Linked DNA regions of Homo sapiens: region 2 is linked to region 1. A link is a contact called in ENCODE Hi-C data. All regions are on one chromosome and are shown on one strand. Each heading gives the region's core, a stretch centred on a gene start or an enhancer-like site at or near the end of the contact. The rest is flanking DNA. Distances are from core to core; before and after follow the strand shown.

What was found. A loop is a pair of places that touch in the nucleus more often than their neighbours do. Pooled maps may share reads with other maps.
Region 2: a loop to region 1 is called in a map of CD8-positive, alpha-beta T cell, with 21 times the contacts of the local background. The contact joins the promoter of DDX18 here to the promoter of BUB1 in region 1. A Hi-C loop is called at or near these places in 2 of 168 maps with a recorded cell type or tissue (CD8-positive, alpha-beta T cell and naive thymus-derived CD4-positive, alpha-beta T cell), 1 of 37 single-sample maps with no recorded cell type and 8 of 50 pooled maps.

The regions. Positions count from the first base shown.
Region 1 is chr2:110,676,754-110,679,402 of GRCh38, forward strand. It overlaps BUB1 (BUB1 mitotic checkpoint serine/threonine kinase), which reads right to left and starts at 1,310. Exons shown (of 25, transcript NM_004336.5): 1 at 1,217-1,310. The coding sequence starts at 1,242. LOC105373554 (a long non-coding RNA gene) reads left to right here and starts at 1,459. Exons shown (of 2, transcript XR_923189.4): 1 at 1,459-1,844. RefSeq lists enhancers at 566-1,486, 1,487-2,407, 1,920-1,979, 2,240-2,329 and a silencer at 1,010-1,409.
Region 2 is chr2:117,813,370-117,816,018 of GRCh38, forward strand. It overlaps DDX18 (DEAD-box helicase 18), which reads left to right and starts at 1,322. Exons shown (of 14, transcript NM_006773.4): 1 at 1,322-1,493. The coding sequence starts at 1,409. RefSeq lists enhancers at 1,084-1,378, 1,106-1,643, 1,189-1,318, 1,449-1,498, 1,519-1,568 and 1 more.

The DNA.
Region 1 (2,649 bases), core at 60-2,559:
GTGCAGACATTTAATATATTATAATAATGTAAATATTTATATTTCCAAAAAGAAACTAGAAAAACGGTTACATGTGACAGAGTGGGACAGTAGTCAGGTACAGGAGTTCTCGGTAAATACTGTTCTAAATCTTCTTTTAGTCATATAAACGCATTGCTTATTTTTAAAACTAAAAAAAATAATAATTCTGAAGTTTGAATGTCTCTCATGTCTTATAGCAGAGGGACAAATCCCTATTTCAGAACCTTTCTTCCAAAATATGTCTAGTAGGCTCGCCCAAGGTAAACATTTCATATTCTAACACCAACCACATTTCTCTAGTAAAATGACCTAAATGCACTGTAATAGTAAAACATCCAGTTCATTAAAGCACATTAATCTTTAGTAAGTCAAAACAGGACCAGGAATATCTGCTTTACCTTTAAAAAAGGGGCGGGGGACTTCTGAAAGAAAATAATTTGCTGGCTAGGTTGAAGGTTACAGAAAAAGTCTTAGAGCAAATGGATTTTTGTTTTGACTGCATTTAACAATCTCGGTCTTCTGATCGCAAAGAACTGATAAAACGGACCAGTTTTACTTCCTGAACCTATGACTTAATTGTTTTAAATGCCTTTAAGTAACAGTCTGGGTAAATCATCTAAGTCATAAAACAAAGGCGTGGGAACTTTAAGTAAAAAGTGAGTGATGTTAGCAGGTTGGCACACATCACTCAATAATGAGCAAAGCTATTTTTTTTCAATTTTTTTTTCTTAAAGTACCCTGTATTCAAAGACTTTTAAAAAATAGCAGTGAGATTATGGATAGGAGAGCAACTTTAAATTCGTTCCCTACTGTAGTCGAATTGTTAAATACGTGACTTTGAAAACGTATCACAAAATCTAAACACAAGGTTCAGGATTTTTGTTAGGTTGAACTGTCAGGAGGGGATTCCTTACAAAGAATAAACGAGAGCTCTGAGGGCCTAACGAATTATCCAGATTGCTCCAAACGGCCACCGCGGCGCAGATGGGCGGACAAGCGCCGGGCCTCAGCGGAACCCAAGGTGCCGGAGCCCTCCCCGGCTCTCAAGCAGCCCACGGCCTTGCTGGGTGGGACACATTCCAAACCCAGGAAGGGGGCGAAGGGGGCAAAAGAAGGCAGGTCTGGGGCGGGCCGGGCCCGAACCCCAGGCGCCCCAGCCCCCTGGGCTTCCCCACCCCACCAGACGGACACTTACTGAAGGACATTTTCCGGGGTGTCCATGGCCAGAGGACGCTGGCCGGCAGCGGCCAAACCTGAACCGCAAACTAGAAGCCGCCGCCGATTCGAATACCCCGCGCAGCCGCAGTCGGCTCGCCGAACGTTTCAGGGCGCCTGCCCATTGGTGGCGGCGGCAGAAGGTTGGCCAATCACCGGGGCCGTTGCTCGGAGGTCAAGTCCCACCTCCCTCCCTTGAGCCAGTAGCTCCTCCCACTTCCCGTGGTTTTCGGTTGAACCGAAACCTGGCCGTTGGCTGAGCGAGCGCGGGGTGTTTGGGATGCGGCACGGCGAGGGGGAGCAGGCTTGGCTCGGGCGTAGGGAATTGGTTTTTTTGTTTTAGCTATCCAGGTTGTGACTGGTTTACATAATTACACGATTAAGCCATCATTGTAGGAAAGGCTTTGCAGGAGAAAAATGTCTTAACTGGAGGTCTTTGAGACAGAAAAACCCTGCCTCAGCCCTTGGGTCCTGAGAGTCGCGTTTCTTCTCCCCTTCGCTTAAATATGTAAACCAGAATCATTATGTTTGGTTCATGGAACGGAGGAAAAAAATCCGTGTGCAGGGTCGAGACTGTCGTGGCGGAAGCCGCAGCACCCGGGAGGCAGGTGGGGAGAAAAAACGGGACCTGCTGCCGGGGACCCCTCCCGCTTTCTGGCAGTTTTCTATTCAGCGTCCTCGGCTGTGAGAAAACATCCCAGATGCTGAAACCAATAGTCTTAGCCCAGAATCTCAAACGCCGTGGCAAAGAGGGAGTGACGACGGCCTGTGGAAAAACCTGAGGAGTTTTGGGCTTAGCGCCTTCATGTAGAGGGGACGTGGAGGCGGGGAGGGCGTTCTAGGGTCGGCTGCGTAATTATACGAGGCACTGGAAAGTGATGGGTTAGTGTCCTTGGAGTAGACCCCTGGGTTTTATTGAACTGATCTGAAAGGCTGGGCCCTGAGCCACACAGGGGACCTGTCAAACAGCTTCAAGCGGAAGATGGGGCTCACGGGACTGGACTCTCTCTGCAGCCAGCTGTAATTAACACAAAAGCAGAAGAGTTTGGGTAGATTATAGAATGCCAGCTTTGAACATCTTTTGGGGGACAGGGCACTCTGGGAGACCAAGTTCTTAGACACCATAAAATCAAAAATAGACACCTCTTTGTAGAGGAGTCCAGATGTCTAAAGAGGAAATATGTAATAGGCTGATGTTTCTTTTGTTTTTTGTTTGTTTGTTTTTTGAAAAGTTAAAATACTAAGTTTATAAAGTGAAAAAGTTACAGTAAGCTAAGGTTGACTTATTGGAAAAAATGTGCTTATACTATGGAATGAGACCACCACTTCTCCTGTTGTCCCTCCCAGCTTCTTCTCCACCACCTCCCCTTTTCCCTAGTTTATAAGACAGGAGAAAAGTGAGACAGCAAAAAG
Region 2 (2,649 bases), core at 72-2,571, 7.1 Mb after region 1:
AAATTAATCTAAGCACATTATTATTTGTTTGTCTTAGTTTTCCAGTCCAATCCAATGTGATTTCGAAGTCAATTCCTTCACATTCTGTTTAAACTCCCTCCCAAGTTTTCTCCCTCTCTGTTCCTCACTATGATCAGGTCTAATCTCCAGGGTCTCATGTTCTGCCCCTCCAAGTAAACAAATTAATCCAGGTTTCATGGACTCTTCCAGTTGTTCAGCTCAAATTGATTACTGTTAAGGGGAATTTGAGGGCATTGGGCCAATTTTTAAAGACAAATATGAATTTTTATGGAAATCTCCAAGTATTTTAATGTTGATAACAATTTTTTTAAAAATTAAATACTATATGCATACCCCTGTCTTCCTCCCCATCCCAAAAAAGAGATGACTATTAGCTAGCCACATTGCAATTTCTGTCCTGGACTGCTGAAGGGTCCTTGGGTATACTTAAGGAATATATAAACCTCTTTTTCAAACTGCAGTCAACCTATTATTAATGTAGTAAAGTTAATTTAAATTCATAGGAATCAGTATTTTTAGTAAGCTAAAAAGAATAATTTAGGATGGAATGAATGGAATTGAAGGAAAAAGAGTGAAAAGCAAGAATATTATTTTGAGAAATGTTATATTTATGTGTGTATGTGTACCAAGTGACACAGAAATTGTATTTCTGAGGAGAGTGGCCAAACAAGTTTGGAAATGCATATATATAATTTAGTTCTATTCAGTTTCCCAAATACAGTTGTCCCTCAGTATCCACAAGGGATTGAGTCCAGGACCCTCTATGGGTACCAATATCTTAGGATACTCAAAACCCTTATATACAATAGTGTAATATTTGCATTTATTTTACACACAACATCCTGTATACTTTAAATCATTTCTAAATGACTTATAATACCTTATACAACCTAAATGCTATGAAAGTAGTTATCACACTGTATTATTTTTAATTGTTTTTTTTTTAATGTTTTCAATGGGGGAGTTGGTTGAATCCACAGACAGGGAATTCAGGTACAGGGAGGGCCAACTCTAGTTCTGCACCCACAGAGGATAGGAACATAAAAATGCGGACTCCCTAAGGCCTCCTTCCCCTCCACGTTCTTTCTTCAGTCTTCCTCTAGGGGGAGCTCAAGTTAGCTTTAGCACAGTGTGAAGCCAGTGCAGCGTCTCGCTTCCACTTCTCCAGGGGGCGCTGCAAAGATTTTGGTCGCCAAAGATATCACGGTGCGCGCGTCTGGAAGCATTTCCGCTCTGGAGCATTTTCGTTCCGCCGGGTGCCAGCGTTCCTGTGACGCGTTTCCTGTTGGCCGAGCTGCGCACGTGCGGCCGGAAGGGAAGTAACGTCAGCCTGAGAACTGAGTAGCTGTACTGTGTGGCGCCTTATTCTAGGCACTTGTTGGGCAGAATGTCACACCTGCCGATGAAACTCCTGCGTAAGAAGATCGAGAAGCGGAACCTCAAATTGCGGCAGCGGAACCTAAAGTTTCAGGGTGAGATGCGTTGACTCGCGGTGGCTCAGAAGACCCACGCGCGAGCCCTGGCGCGTTCGGGCGGCCGGGGGCCCAGCTGCTCTGTGTGACGGAGGCAGCTTCCCCTGCAGCGTGTGTGATTGGGGAGAGTGAAAAGGCAGCTTCCACTCGGGACCCGCGCTGCTGCCCACTCGTCGCGTGGCTCCAGCGCTGCTCCTGACCTTTCTGAGCAATCAGTGTCTTCTTACAACGTTAGAGCGGGAGGACTCCCCGTTCACTTCTAGGCTTACGACTAACCCTGCCTTTTGCATTTCCACCTTAGCTTTTGGTTCCCTCACCACCTGCAAGTCGCACCTCACCTCATCCCTCATTTCCGGTTATGCTGCATGAAACGTCTCATTTCCACCCACTTTTCACATCTATTTAATTCCCGTATTTCTTTCCCCAAAAGCCCGTCTGGCTGTTTCCACAGAGCTTCTTTGATACTATTGCCTTCCTCTACCCACTTCCACACGTTCTCGTAGCACTTTCTCACCAGAGCTTCTACGTATTTGTGTCCCGCACAGTGACCTAAATGAAAAGGATTTTATCTGAATGTCACCTTTCTTACCTACCTCATTTGCAGTCCCAGTGTCCTGACAGTGGGGCCACAGATCTTGAAGTAATTGTGTTAACCTGTTGTCCAGGTTAAGATACAAACTCCCCGAGGGAAAGTTTGGAGGCACAGTGCCTTGCCCCAGTTGGTTTTCAACAGACATTAATTGAAAAAAAATTCTGCAGGAGGCAATAGGTTTGTGAATTTTAGGAATATGTTTTGAAATACTCTTGTATTTCTAATTCCTATAGAATAATACTACAGCATTACTACTTTTCAGCGCATATGTAAGTAAATTTGAACAAAAGATGGTGTTTTATCTTTTTCAGTAAACAAACAGGGAACCTTTGGTAAGGACATTCTCAGGTACAGTCATGCATCGCATAACAGGAGGGGGGATACATTGTGAGAAATGTGTCATTAGGGGCTTTTGTCGTTTTGCGAACTTTATCTAGTTACACAAACCTAAATCTACTACACACCCAGGCTACATGATATAGCCTGTTGCTCGTAAGCTGTCATCCTGTACAGCATGTTACTGTACTATACTCAGAGAATTGTAACACAATGGTAAGTGTATGT